2 separate regions of the Homo sapiens genome follow, and region 1 is linked to region 2. A link is a contact called in ENCODE Hi-C or POLR2A ChIA-PET data. All regions are on one chromosome and are shown on one strand. The core of a region is the stretch at or near the end of the contact, and the rest is flanking DNA. Distances in the headings are between cores, read along the strand shown.

What was found. A loop is a pair of places that touch in the nucleus more often than their neighbours do. ChIA-PET counts read pairs that join two places held with the same protein, here RNA polymerase II (POLR2A). Pooled maps may share reads with other maps.
Region 1: a loop to region 2 is called in a map of PC-9, with 6 times the contacts of the local background. The contact joins two enhancer-like sites. A Hi-C loop is called at or near these places in 7 of 168 maps with a recorded cell type or tissue (CD8-positive, alpha-beta T cell, Calu3, HCT116 and 4 more), 3 of 37 single-sample maps with no recorded cell type and 3 of 50 pooled maps. POLR2A ChIA-PET finds 5 or more read pairs at or near these places in 5 of 52 experiments (A673, CD8-positive, alpha-beta memory T cell, H1 and 2 more).

Annotation. Positions count from the first base shown.
Region 1 is chr18:62,484,882-62,492,662 of GRCh38, forward strand. No RefSeq gene overlaps it. Among named protein-coding and RNA genes, the nearest start is that of ZCCHC2, 34 kb to the right of the region's middle. Within about 2 kb of position 1,575, at least 11 of the 41 ENCODE cell types and tissues checked have a DNase peak (open chromatin) inside an H3K27ac peak, as active enhancers do; they include HCT116, PC-3, PC-9 and 1 more, where a contact is called at or near this core.
Region 2 is chr18:62,448,899-62,455,772 of GRCh38, forward strand. No RefSeq gene overlaps it. Among named protein-coding and RNA genes, the nearest start is that of ZCCHC2, 71 kb to the right of the region's middle. Within about 2 kb of position 2,358, at least 24 of the 41 ENCODE cell types and tissues checked have a DNase peak (open chromatin) inside an H3K27ac peak, as active enhancers do; they include HCT116, PC-3, PC-9 and 1 more, where a contact is called at or near this core.

The DNA of each region.
Region 1 (7,781 bases), core at 325-2,824, 35 kb after region 2:
TTCCTGGTGAATTCATAGGCATTTCACACTTTGTGATTAATTTAATTTGCTTGCAGCCTTACCGCCTATAGGACAGCGTGGGTGTGAAAAACACCACTCTAAAATTCACCATCTGCAATGAGTCTTACCCTATTCCCCACTCCGTCACTTCTCCCCTCTCGATTCTGTATGTAATCCTCTGTATCTTTCCAATAAGCTGGAGGCAAGACATGACATTATGGCCACATAAAATCGCCTTTTCTTATGGTCCAGGGACGCTTTGTGCTGTTTTTGGTTAATGTGTTAGACTCCAATCTTCTCTCTCAATAGGCTTTCTGTCTTCTCTAGGAAACAGTTTATTTTTCTTTTCTTGCCGTTAATAAACCTTTATTGAGCACCAACACAGCAACACAGTTGAGCCCCAAACCAGCAAAGCACTGTGCTGGATACTGGAGATATGGAAGTAAACAAAACCCGGTTTTTATCCTACAGCAACCAAAACCTAAAGGAGAACAAATCATGCAAAGAAATACCTAAAATACAATGAAACAAGAGTTCACAAGTGAAGAGTTCGGTAGTGTGGAGGAGGAATGATTCACAAACTATAGCATCTTTATTTTTTTCTTCTCTCACATGACTTTCTAATATTTGATGGTGAATTTCTTCTTATTTTACTATTTCATATTTCTTTAAAATCTCTCTGTTTTTAAGGCATGTGTTTTTCATTTTTTATAACACTCTACCTACCTTTGGGGGTCTCGCAGATAAATATAACCTTTATTCTGTCTGTTGGATCTGTGTGGGATATAGAAATCAGGTAAAAAGAAAGATTTGCAGTGGGTAGAAACGCAGCCTCTTGCTGGCTTACAAAACCGTGCAGGTGCCGCCAAGCGCTGGGATAAAATATGCAGTTGAGTCACACACCATGGTCGTGGCAGATATGCTGCAGGCTCTTAGGAGGAAGAGACAACAAAATGAGTCAGAATGAATGAGAGGAAAACCTCCCCCTCCAGCCAGAAAGAGAAAGCCTGGGAGGCTAGACAAGTTTTATTAACACGTCTTTCAAGAGAATAGCAGAGGCACGCTCTGACATTACTCAATGTCGGCCTCACTGTCAAGGTGAAGCATGTTTAAGAAAACATGCTTTTGAAAACAAGTGGGATCCACTCAAAACATCGTTCCCTCCTATTAGGACACTAAGCCCATCAGGGGGCTAACACAAATGTCTTAGAACAAAAAGCAAACATTTTAAAGAGGTTTGCTGAGGGCTGGGAGATGGAGAGGAGCGAGGAAATAGAGAAGTATATTACCTGAGAAAGATCAGAGAACATAAAATCTCTTTTTATCTTGAAAAAGGAATCATGTGTTTGTATAAGAGGAGTAATTAACTGCTTATTAATGAACTGAATGAAAGGAATATTAGAATTTTCTGGAAAATATTTAAGGCCTTGGCTGAACTAACAAAATGACCCACCCCTGGGGGGTCACCCCTTGACTGAACTAACAAGAGGACCCACCCACCATACCTGAGGGGGGTGCACCTTGAGAAGGACTCCTTGCACTGACTGGGTATTTCAGGTGAACTAGCGACTCACCTCTGGGAAAAGAGCCAAGAAGCTTAACTGCCTTTTTAAAGATAGTGTCAGAGGCAAAGGTGAGTCAACACAGCAAGCTCTCTGTCCCTTGGGGCCAACGTGCATAATGCTATTGTAGTAACTGAAGTGAAAACCCAGGCTGTCATTCCACCACTTTTGAGGCCAAGGCAAGAGGACTGCTTGAGGTCAGGAGTTTGAGATCAGCCTGGGCAACATAGTGAGAGCTTGTCTCTAAAATAAGGAAAAATTCAAAAATTAGCTGGACACGGTGGTGCATGCCTGTAGTCCCACCTACTAGGAAGGCTGAGATGGGAGGATCCCCTAAGCCCAGGAGGCTGCAGTGAGCCATAATGGCACCACTGCATTCCATCCTGGATGGCAGAGCAAAACCCTATCTTAAAGAAACAAACAAACCAAAGATTATGCTGTGTCTCACACTTTTGCTCCCAAAGATACTCTTTGTTCCCCGGGAAATTAGTGATTCTGTGAATCAATGGTAATATTTTCACTTTTTGTCTTTTATAAATTCATTTATTAATTTTATAGATATTCTCTGTGTTAAAAACAATTTTAGTTGCTAGGGGTATAGCAGTGAACTAACCAGAATGATATCATCATGGAACTTACTGTCTAGTGAATGAATTGTGACTTCTCAAACTACTTTGGTATAAAATACAAGGATATATCTTTTGTCTCTTGATTATGTGTTCTGAAATTCTCTTCTTGAATCTTTAGCAGTAAGCTTGTTATTGGCAAAGATAATATTTTGATACTATGTTAAGTACATGCCAAGGACTTAACCTTTATGCCCAGGTAATTTGTAAACATTTTTTTTTTTGAGACAGCGTCTTGCTTTGCTGCCCAGGCTGGAATGCAGTGGCACTCGCATGGTTCCTGACCTCTTGGGCTCAAGTGATCCTCCTGCGTGGCTGGGACCGAAGGCCACACCTGGCTAATTTTTGTAATTTTTGTAGAGACTAAGTCTCACTATGTTGCCCAGGCTGGTCTCGAACTCCTGGCCTCAAGCAATCCTCCCACCTCAGCCTCCCAAAGTACTGGGATTACAGGTGTGAGCCACCACACTTGCCCATAACTTTAAGAAAGAAGAAAACTGAAGTCTTAATGGGAAATGAAGTTTTTAATTTTCTTTCAAATTATACCCAAAGCAAGTGTAACTGTGACTCAATATTTGATATATACTTTAGGAGGGGCAATGCATTTTTATAATGTGATAATTTTTTAAGTTGTTAAAACAGCATCCAAACTAATATTATACAGCAAGTTGTGGCCATAGGCCAGGAGGTCCTGGACACAAATCTATCAGAGCAGAGTGTGCTTTGCCTCAGAGCTGCCAAACACAAGGAAAGGATAGACGGCAACCGCTACACCACACAAATTTATCCACACATTTAACATCCATGCATTTATCCATGCACTAAGCCTTGCATTGGGCACTGAGGCCATGAAGAGGCAAATGAATTGGTCCACAAATTCAAAAATCTCACAGCTAAGCAGAGAAGCAGCTTGGTGGGTAGATAAATGCCTGGGCTAGAGCTGTAATGAAAAGGTGGACCTAGGGCAAAATGAGCACCATGCAGGGCTGGTTAGCTCTGTCTGAAGGAGGGTGGGACGCAGGTACACCAGTGTTGGAGCTGATCTGCCAGGCAGAGGAGGGGAAATGTATATTCAAGACAATAGGTGCAGAGGCCATCTGACGTGGGGAGTAGGCCTGAGAAAGACTCTATATTCATTTACCAGGGCTGCCATAACAACATAGCACAGGTTGGCTTAAACAGCACACTTGTTTTCCCACAGTTCTGGAGGCTGGAAGTCCACAATCACGGTGCTGGCAGGGTGGTTTCCCTTGAAGCCTCTCTCCTTGGCTCCCAGCTGGCTTCCCTCTTGCAGCCTCTGCCCATGGTCCTTCCTCTGCACGGGCATCCCTAGTGCCTCTCTTGGTGTCCTAATCTGTTTTCCTTATAAGGACACCAGTCAAATTGGACTTGTGCCTGCCCTAATGGCCTCATTTTAATTTAGTCAACTCTTTAAAAGCCCTACCTCCGACCACAGTCACATTCTGGGTATTATTGAAGGCTAGAGCTTCAAGATATAAATTTAGGGGGAACATAATTCAGCCCCTAACAGATTCTAAAGCAGTAGTTCTCAAAGTGTGATGCTATGGGCCCCTGGGGGTCTCCAAGGCTCTTTCAGAGGGTCTGCAAAGTCAAGATTATGATCATAAAAATACTAAGATGTTATTTGCCTTTTTCACTGTGTTGCCATTTGTAATGATGTTTCGATAGCAATGGGGGATACAACTACAGCTGCCTTAGCATGAATCAGGACAGTGGTGTCCGATGGTTACCATTAGTCATGGTATTCTTCACTGGCATCCACGATGGGTTTTGTCCTAAGCAAGTTTTACATTAAAATGTCCTTGATAAAGCAATATAAGCTTTTTTTTTTTTTTTTTTTTTTGAGGCGGAGTCTTGGTCTGCTGCCCAGGCTGGAGTGCAGTGGCGTGATCTCAGCTCACTACAACCTCTGCCTCCTGGGTTCGAGCAATTTTCCTGTCTCAGCTTCCCGAGTACCTAGGATTACAGGCATGCACCACCACACCTGGCTAATTTTTGTATTTTTAGTAGAGACAGGGTTTTGCTATGTTGGTCAGGCTGGTCTCAAACTCCTGACCTCAGGTGATCCGCCCACCTTGGCCTCCCAAAGTGCTGGGATTACAGGCATGAGCCACCGCACCCAGCGGAACTATTAATTTTATTAAGTCTTGACCTTTAAGCACATGTCCTTGAGTGTTCTGTGTGATTAAACAGAAATTATACATAAAGCACTTCAGCTGGGTATCCAACTACCACGGTTAATCTCAAGGAAAAGCACTTGTAGTTTGACTTGCAAGGTGAACTAACTGCTTTCTATATGGAACGCTCCTTTTACTTGAAAGAATGGCAACTAGGGTTATTCAGACTTGGCTGTTTGGTAGACATTTTCTGGAAATGAGCCAAGTAAGTTTGTCACTCTAAGGAAAAACAACTGATAGATTTGCTTCTTTTGAGATTTTAAGCAAAAATTAGATTTTTGCAAGTCTTGTATCAGGCATCATGAGTTTGAGAGCTTCGCAATACTTAAAGATTTTGCAGGTGAGATCAGTGGTGATGTGAATGGATGTAGTTTTGATATTGTATAATAAAATGAGTCAATATTTAGACGATCCCCACAACTCAGTGAACGAATATTTTCCAAACAGTCCATGCATGATGTTATAAAATAATGCATGAACATGGATAAAAGATCCTTTCAAATTGCAAAATATACGGATTAATGTAACTAATTGGGGAAATTTCACTCATACAGTTTTATAGATTCCACATTGCAACTAAACTTAAGAAACTGCTACTAGTCTACTTTTGGTGAGGTTTCAAATAATATTCACAACTATAAGAAAGGCTGTGACAATTCTCCCCTCTTTTCCAAACTCATATCTGTACAAGGTCAGATTTTTTTTCACGTAATTAAATTAAAACTCAGCTACTCGGGAGGCTGAGGTAGGAGAATTGCTTGAAGCTGGGAGGCAGAGGTTGCAGTTGAGCCAAGATCGCACCACTGCACTCCAGCCTGAGCGACAGAGTGAGACTCTGTCTCCAAAAAAAAAAAAAAAAACAAAAAAAAACTCCACAAAAAACGTATTATAACAGATCGAACACAGAAGATATGAGAATCCAGCTGTCAAATAGATGCTAAGCTTCATATTAAAGAGACCTATAAAAATATAAAATAATGCCAGTTTTCTCACCAAATGTGTTTTGTTTTGGAAAGCAGAACAACAAATGAAAACGCTATTTTTCATAAAAATATGTAATTTACGTTAACATACATAAATGGATGAGTCTTTTATTCATGTTCATGCATGATTTAGTATTGCTTTGAAATGATTTAATCAACATTTTCAAAAATTTTTGATAGGGTAACTACACAGCTATAATTCACACAAACCAAACCTCTTTGGAGTTCCAATAATAATTTTTAAGAGTATAGAGAGGTCCTGAGTTCAAAAAGTATGAGAACTACTGCTGTAAAGATACAATTTCCACTGATAAGGCACACTACGGCATGTGGAGAAATAACAGCAAATGATTAACTGAAATTACAAGAAATTTTAATTCACTAAAGGCATCTGCCAGACTGCCACCAGGACACGGCTGCCTACTGCAATGGACCCCCATCACTGGGGACCTTGGTGCATGGACCTGTTCAGAGGCATCCACACAGCTTTACAACAGCAGCACGGCATATAGATTCTAAAGACATTGCATAACCTGGGAACAATATAAACAACATACATTTACATTATACATTACAATATGCATTTCTGGCCTCAAAAGGACAGGAAAAAGTGACCCGGAATGTGGGCTTCAGATGGGCAGGAGAGGTGGTGTGTTTTGGTCACAAATGTTCCCTCATGCCTATGACAATGCCTGACTCATAATTGGTTCTCAATAGACTTTTATTGTGTAGAAAAATGAATGTCATGCTAACTTTTATACATTATGTGATGGTTAATATTAGGTGTCAACTTGAGTGGACTGAGGAATGCCTAGATGGCTAGTATTGTTTCTGGGTGTGTCTGTGAGGGTGTTGCCAGAGGAGATTGACATTATGGTGGGTGGGCTAGGAGAGGAGGGCCCACCCTCAATGAGGGTGGATGCCATCCAATCAGTGGCCAGCACAGCTAGAACAAAGCACGGGGAGGAAGGGAGGATACGTTTGCTTGCTGCATCTTCTGGCTCTCTCTTTCTTCCTGTACCAGACCCTTGCTTCCACTCCTCCTGCCCTTGGACATCAGACTCCAGGTTCTTCTGCCTTTGGATTCTGGTACTTGCACTAGTGGCATCCCAGGGTATCTCGGGCCTTCAGCCACAGACTGAAGGCTGCACTGTTGGCTTCCCTGGTTCTGAAACTTTCAAACTTGGACTCCACTACCAGTTTCTCTCTTTCCCCAGCTTGCAGATGGCCTGTTGTGGGACTTTGCCTTGTAATCATGTGAGCCATTTCTCCCTAATAAACTCCCTCTGGAGAACCCTGACTAGTACACATTATAATTAACAATCAGCCATCAGGTATTCATTGGACAGCTCTTCCTAGTAATAAAAATTGGGCTAGAAACTATAAAACCATATGGCCAAATCATAAAATATGATATATGTTATCAAGGTGTTTATTGTAAGTTGGGAACAGAGACAATTACACAGGGAGAATCACCATGAGCTGGAGTGACCAAGGAGCTGTGATTTGAGCTAGGATGAGAAAGGGAAGCAAAGACAGATCTGAAAATCTACATACTGAGGAGAAATGGGAGATACTTTTGATTAGAAAGAACTGGATGAAACAATGAAAGACCTTAAAAATTAGGTCATTGACCTGAAAATAATTTCAAAATCAAAGCTGGAAGAGAACTTAAAAAAACGATTCAGTCTCATCTCATATTTTAGAGATGAGGAAGCTGAGGCCTGGGAAGCAGGTGACTTGCCTCAGGGAACAGGTCAGTTTGCAGTACACCCTTGATTCGCAAGAAAGACAACCTTCCATTTGTTCTGACCTCACAGTGTGCAGATCTAACTGAGACCTGTTGCAATAAGCAGTTGAAGACATGATGGTCCCTGGGCCAAAAGGGTGACATTCACTCCACATCCGCTAATTGTGGAGGGAATGAGCACAGCATTATTTCAGGAACATTCTCCTGTAGCAGGAATGCTGGCAGATCTTTGAGCTTCCAAGACAGAATATCTATAATCCAAAATCAAAGTCCTCGACTCTGGAGGTAGCAGTGAGATTGGAGATGAAGAATTAAATCTGAAATACAGGAATTAGTGACAGTTTGCAAACTGAAATAAAGGATCCAAAATGCTCAGAGGTGACCTCCAAGGCATTCAGATTCCCAGAAGGGAGACCTGACAACACGCATTTGAAGGTAGTGATGGGAAAACAGCCAAACCGTTTTCTGATCTCACTTTTCTTTTTCTTTCTTTCCTTCTTTCTTTTTCTTTCTTTGAGTCAGGGTCTCACTCTGTCACCCAAGCTGGAGTGCAGTGGCCTGATCACGGCTCATTGCAGGCTTGATCTCCCCAGGTCCCGCCTAAGCCTCCCAAGTAGGTGGGACTGCAGGCCTGTGCCACCACCCCGGCTATGATTGCACCT
Region 2 (6,874 bases), core at 1,108-3,607:
CATTCAGCAGTGTGCCTAAATTAAAGACAAACCAAATCTCATAACAGCACCAAAAGAATCTTAGTGCAAACAGTCATCATGTAGCCCTTTTCTGCAATAATTTAATGGGCTTTTATAGAACTCTCAAGTGTACTCAAAAGTGTGATTGCTTCCTGGCACCATCCTCTATGACCCTGCAAAGCCCCCAGGACCTGCCCTCCATCACCTCTGAGACCACCCCCACCTCACCTAATTTGCTGTTTACCCACCCATTGACTTTTTTTTTTTTTAATTTTTGCAATTCTATTTTCTTTTCTTTTCTTTTTTTTTTTTTTTGAGATGGAGTCTCACTCTGTCACCCAGGCTGGAGTGCAGATCTCGGCTCACTGCAAGCTCTGCCTCCCGGGTTCAAGTGTTCAAGTGATTCTCCCTGCCTCAGCCTCCCGCGTAGCTGGGATTACAGGCACCCAACACCACGCCCAGCTAATTTTTGTATTTTTAGTAGAGACGGGGTTTTGTCATGTTGGCCAGGCTGGTCTCGAACCCCTGACCTCAGATGATCCACCCACCTCAGCCTCCCAAAATGCTGGGATTACAGGCGTGAGCCACCACACTCGGCCAATTCTGTTTTCAAATTTCAATTTTGTCTTTTTCAAAATCTAGGTAATTTTTGTGATCTCTTATTGCTTGATTATTTTTGAGATTCCTTTTTTTCAGGTTTTAAACATTTTATCCACTGTTATTTTGTATTTTGAGTCTGATAATTTCATTACCCGAAGGAAGGGGGTTTAATTCTGTTGTTGATTGTTTTTGCTGATTCTCACTCATGGTAACCTGTTTGCTTGTGTTTTTCATGTTATTTGATTCTGAACTCATTTTGTTGATCTTAATGTATGGGAACCCTGAGAACCTAAGATGGCGATGCTTTTATCCAAGGAGGACTTGGGTTTGCTTCTCCTGAGAGCCGGGAGCACTATCCCAGCCGAACGAGAGTCTCCCTTTCTCTTCCCCACTCTGTTTCACTGCAGCCCATGGCTTAGCCCAATCAATGCACGGCTAATCCTGGCATCTCAGCTCTAGGCAACTCTGTCTTTTATATTTGCTTGTTCCCCACCAATCTAAATAACAAACAAAGAGAGGCTGTCTAAAAGAAAAGATGTTTACTTGGGAACAGAGCATTGCAATGTGAATACCTGTGCCATAGGTAAACCATGTGCATATTCAGGGAGGTAAAGGAAGAGAAGGATTTTTAAAGGAAAAAATGAAGGGGATTACATAATTGTTCTGAAATACTTATCCCTGGCTAAAAGATCAACAACAAGGGTGACACCCGTCCAAGGCTGGAGAGGCAGTTGCTGGGCAGACGTCCTTACAGAAGCATTTGTTGTATAAGGCTGTGACGGTCTTGGTACAAAGTTGTGGTCTCTGTAGTCTTTCGTGGTCAGGCATACAAGTGTGAGAATCCTCTCTTCATGGCCTTCCTTGGATCTGTTTGTCAGAGTTTTCTTAACCTTAGTGACTCCATTTTGCTTCTGACAACTTTCACATCCCCAATGTTCCCACTTTGGAATCATCTCACTTTTTCCTCCCATACTTAATATCACCCCAACAATACAATAAGGAGTCTGTTTTTTGCAGGAGTTAGCTATTGTATGCAGCACCGCTAGACTTGCTTTCCCTCTGTTTCCATTGAGTTGTTGCTCTGTGTTGGGGGTGGGGTGGTGCAACCACTGTGTCATCCCTCTCTGTTATCTCTGAAACACAGAGCTTAGTAAGTAGGAAGGGTCCTTTATGTCACTACTGATTTGCTGGTTAATAGCTAAACATCAAGTCAGGCAAATTAACATGCTTCCCAGTTATGCCCTTTCTAGTCCTATGTGGTGTGGCCTTTGCTAATTATTTGCACTTCCGTTATTCTGGAGCGCTTCCTCCCTTCACTCATAAGTGATTAATGCAATGTTGCCGGTACAGCTTCGCCCACCACCACCTCCAACTGTTGCCAACTGTGGTTTGGAGAGGCTGGGCCGGCATCCCGGAGGCCTGTTTGTTTGTCCTAGTATTCATTACTAGTTGGCTCTCCTCCCATCTGCTGCCAATGCAGAGTTATTTATATCAAATTGGAGAAGCCTTGGTGAGCTCCGCTGTGATAACTCACATCCTCAGAATGCCTTTCATCCCAAAGGACTTTACACGTGGTATCCTCGCAGGAAACCCTTTCCCGCTGACCCAGGGGTAAATCCTGGCTTCCCTGGGAAGTGGCAGCTGCTGGTCCATCTGCTTGGCTGATAAGGCCTTTGCACTCAGATTAAGAGCCCTGGCCCACAAAACGTGCGGTGGAACTTGCCCAAAGAGGTCGTGACAGCTGAGTCACAGGGAATAGCACTGAAACTGCGATCCTGGGGCATGGAGAATGTCTATGAGGGGTGAGCCAGGGTGCTGAGTCATGCCTCTCCGCCTGGCACTGACTTGCTGAGTGTCAGAGCTTCCAGAAGGTGACACTGCTTAGAAGTCACCAACCTTCCCACTGCCAGCCTGGTCCATGAGCTCTGCACTTCTGAGGCTGACATGCCATCCCCTCCAAAGGATTTACTGTCATCAGTATCACATTTGGGTGATAATTCATCAGCTCTCATTTTTTCAACCAATATAGGTTCATTACATCCAGCGTTTCACCGTTTGACACAGGATAGAGCTCAAATGAAGGGCTTGTGATGTTCTGGCAGCAGTCTAACTCAATTAACAGATTAACACGAGTCCACAGGCACAGGTCTCCAAAGAAATTAGATCGCTCCGAAAGAAATCAGGCTGGGGTGGGAAGGTCAATCATCATTTTAAATGAAACTGAGAAAATTATTGACAAATTTGTGCTCTTGTTGGGGCTTCCAGCAAGTAGTATCAGAGGGATGACTTTGGGAAAAGAGCCAAAGAGAAAAATATATGGCCTGGCAAAATTTTTTATGGAGAAAATATTTTTTTAATTTCATTTTTTTTCTATTTGTAGTTTTTTATTTCTTTTCTCTTTTTTTTTTTTTTTTTTTCTTTTTTGAGAGTGTCTCACTCTTACCCAGGCTGGAGTGCAGTGGCACAATCAGACAGAGTTCACTGTTACCTCAACCTCCTGGGCTCAACCAATCTTCCCGCCTCAGTCTCCCGAGTAGCTGGGACTACAGATACATACCACTATGCCTGGCTAATTTTTTTTTTATTTTTAAATGTTTTTGTAGAGATGGGGTCTCGTTATATTACTCAGGCCAGTCTTTAATTCCTGGTCTCAAGCAATCCTCCCACCTCGGCCTCCCAAAGTGCTGGAATTATAGGCATGAGCCACTGTGCTCAGCCAGGAAATAAATTTTTAAATCAAATTTATTGACAGGTTGGCCATACACTGTCTAATCAGTGCAGGGAGGTGATCATGCAGTTGAGGGAAACTGCTACCAAGAAGCCTACCCCATCCCATAGCCTCCAGGAAGGAGTTTTTGCCAGGGGAATATCAATATTGCACCACCAGACCAGTGTTGAAATTCAGTGGGTGCAGGGAGATGGCAGGTGTGGGCGGTAAATTTCAAAACACTTATTTTGAAACGCCCACGATGCCTGGATCACAGATCCTGTGGCTGGCAGAATAACCAGTGCTGTTTACACATCCGTGGAGGGTGAATCTTCTTCTCCGGCTATCAGAAGAGCATTGCATGCTCTGTAAGAGCAAAACTCTGGTTGCTTGGACTTTGTCTCTTAAATGCAGCACTTGCCACAGTATATTCTCACTGGTTAAAGTTTTCCCCCTCCTCTTACAGATTCCTTTCTCACTCTCTGAAGTTTAGTTAGAATCAATATCACAAGTTGGACTTTTAACTCAGGACAAGTAGATGTTAACTGTTCTGTCACTTTCATTTCTGGAGAAAGGGAAATAGATGGGGGTTTGTAGAATCTCCAGGACTGGCTGAGCTCTTTAGTAGAGAAACTAGTTTTGTAGACTAACAGTTGATGCCCCAAGATAAAACAATATACATCATTTATATCCCACTTTTGTTCATTTTGGACGTTTTAAGAGATTTCTTTTTCATTTGATTTTTATCATAGTATATTATAAAATCAGGAATAAAAAAATTAAAACCTTTGAAATTTGATTGTTATTTCTGTTTTTCATGTTCTCAAGCCTTTTGATGCCCTTTTCACCTTAATTATCATATATATAATATATATAGAGAGAGAGAGAGAGAGACAGGGCCTCGCTTTATCACCCAGGCTGGAGTACAGTGGTGTGATGATCTTGGCTCACTACAGCCTTGACCTCCCGGGTTCAAGTGATCCTCCTGCTTCAGCCCCTCAAGTAGCTGGAATTACAGGCACATGTCCCCATGCCCAGCTAATTTTTTAATTTTTTAATTTTTTGTAGAGATGGAGTTTCATCATGTTGCCCAGGCTGAGCTCAAACTCCTGAGCTCAAGTGATCCATCTGCCTCCCAAAGTGCTGGGATTACAGGTGTGACCCACCTCACCTGGCTGCCTTCTTAATAATCTGCAATTGACCTTGCTTCTTATTTCACCGAGAAAATAGATGGCATCCGAAAAGAACTTGCCTGTCCCACCTCCCCGTCTACTATCCTCCTGTGTCTGTCCCGAAATACTGTCTGTTTGCTCCATCACTGTAGTGAACTGTTCCTCCTCCATGTACAAATGGTGCATCCCTTCCCACTTACTCAAAAATGTCGCTCCTGTGATCATCTAATCTGCTCTTTTTTCTGCACTAGATTATTCCCATGAGTACACAAACGTGCTGTCAGCGTTCTCATCTTAAAAAACCCTCTAGGCCAGGTGCAGTGGCTCATACCTGTAATCCCAGCACACTTCGGGAGGCTGAGGCAGGTGGATCACTTGAGGTCAGAAGTTCGAGACCAGCCTAGCCAATATGATGAAACCCTGTCTCTACTAAATATACAAAAATTCGCCGAGCATGGTGGTGGGCACCTGTAATCCCAGCTACTTGGGAGGCTGAGCCAGGAGAATTGCTTGAACCTGGGAGGCAGAGGTTGCAGTGAGCCAAGATTGCACCACCGCACTCCAGCCTGGGTGACAGAGCGAGACTCTGTCACAAAACAAAACCCAAAACCCTCTTGACCCCATGCCCTCCTCTAGGTACAGACCCATTTCTCAGCTTCCCTTTACAGGGACTTCTCCATTGCCACCTCATTTCCTCCCGTTCTCACTGAAACCCTCTCAAACAGGGCTTTTGTTCTCACAACAGTGAAACCACCAATGCCAATGTTGATGTTGATGGTGATGTCCAATGTCTGGGCTGAGGAAGGCCACAGCATCTGTGGCCAGTGGTGTCTCCTCCAGGTCAGTTCTGCAAAATGCCTTGGGTCATTTTTCCTGCTTCAAGAGCTCTTGTCCAAACCTGGTTCTTCAAGCCTCTGTGTCACTGGCACCCTTTCAATAAGTTCTATTTTGGTTTAAATGAACTAGAGTTGGTTTCTGAGGCTTGTAGTAAAGAGTGCTGAACTAATAGACTGGGGAAATCAACTGACTTGGTTCTGTACATAGAGTCATTTCTAAACTAGACAATTTGGGAGATTTCCCTGGGCCCTTCACCAGGAGTCGGGGAAGTGTTGTGGTTCCATCTGTCAATGGTTGAAGAATGGTCTATCACCACCATCCAGACCAATCAGCCTCTCCTCTGGATGCTGCCCCTTAGTGACAGCTTTCTCCCTTTTAGGGTCGACTATCATGTTCATTCTGTCCAGATTTGATCATTCAAAAACTTAAGCAGAGTGGGTGCGGTGGCTCACACCTATAATCCCAGCACTTTGGGAGGCGGAACCCTTGAGCCTAGGAGTTCAAGACCAGCCTGGGCAGCATAGTGAGACCCCATCTCTATTAAAAATACAAAAATTAGCCAGGTGTGGTGGCTTGTGCCTGTAGTTTCCAGCTACTCAGAAAGTTGAGGAGGGAAGATTGCTTAAGCCTGGGAGGTCGAAGCTGCAGTGAGCCTCAATCACGCCTCTGCACTGTAGCTGTGAGACAAAGTGAGACTCTGTCTCAATAAATAAAGTGTACGTACAAAGGAATATTATGCAGCAGCAAAAATGAGTGAACCTGAGCTACATGTTCAACATGAATAAGTTTCATAGATATCCGGTGGGACAAAAAAGTAGTCTGCAAAAGGATGTATACTGTATCCTTACAAAAGCTAAAAATCACGGGAAGCAATGCTACATTGTACCTAGGAATGCATGCATCTGTACCGAAGTATAAAGAAATACATGTCAATGGTGAGCACTAAACTATGAATAATTAGTATTTCTGGGAACAGGGGTGTGAAGGTGAAATGTAATAAACGGGCACGAAGGCTCACTTTATTTGTAAGGTTTTATTTAACAAGCTGGGTGGTGGGTACGCCTTTTCACATATCTAAAATATTTTGTAGTAAAAAATTAATGAAACAAAGGGATTAGGAAAGAGGGGTCAGCCAGAGAGGTTTTCCCAGGTCACTTAGGGGCGCCTGTGGGTCTTTCATGCACTTTTTTTTTCCAAAAGTGGCCTTGAGATCAATTAGGGCACGGATTTGGCCAACATTTCCACCAGCATTGCTCAGTTTCCTGGTGCATGAAATAATGATTCTGTTGATACTAAATATCTGCCTCCTGCAACTTATATGGCATGATTTGTTGCGAGGAAATGTGAGCAGCTAACAATCAGCTTGGTTCATTTCATCTCTTCCTTTCCCATCTCCTTCCTGTTATGGGTTTATTTAGGGAAAAAAATAGGTAACTGCTTTCTGGCAACGCTTTCTTCTCCCTGGGTTCTTGGCCATGTACTCACTAACCTTCTCCAGTAGGAGTAGGAAAATAAACCCCCCAAGACATTTGAATAAAAGGGGATGCAGCTATTGTCA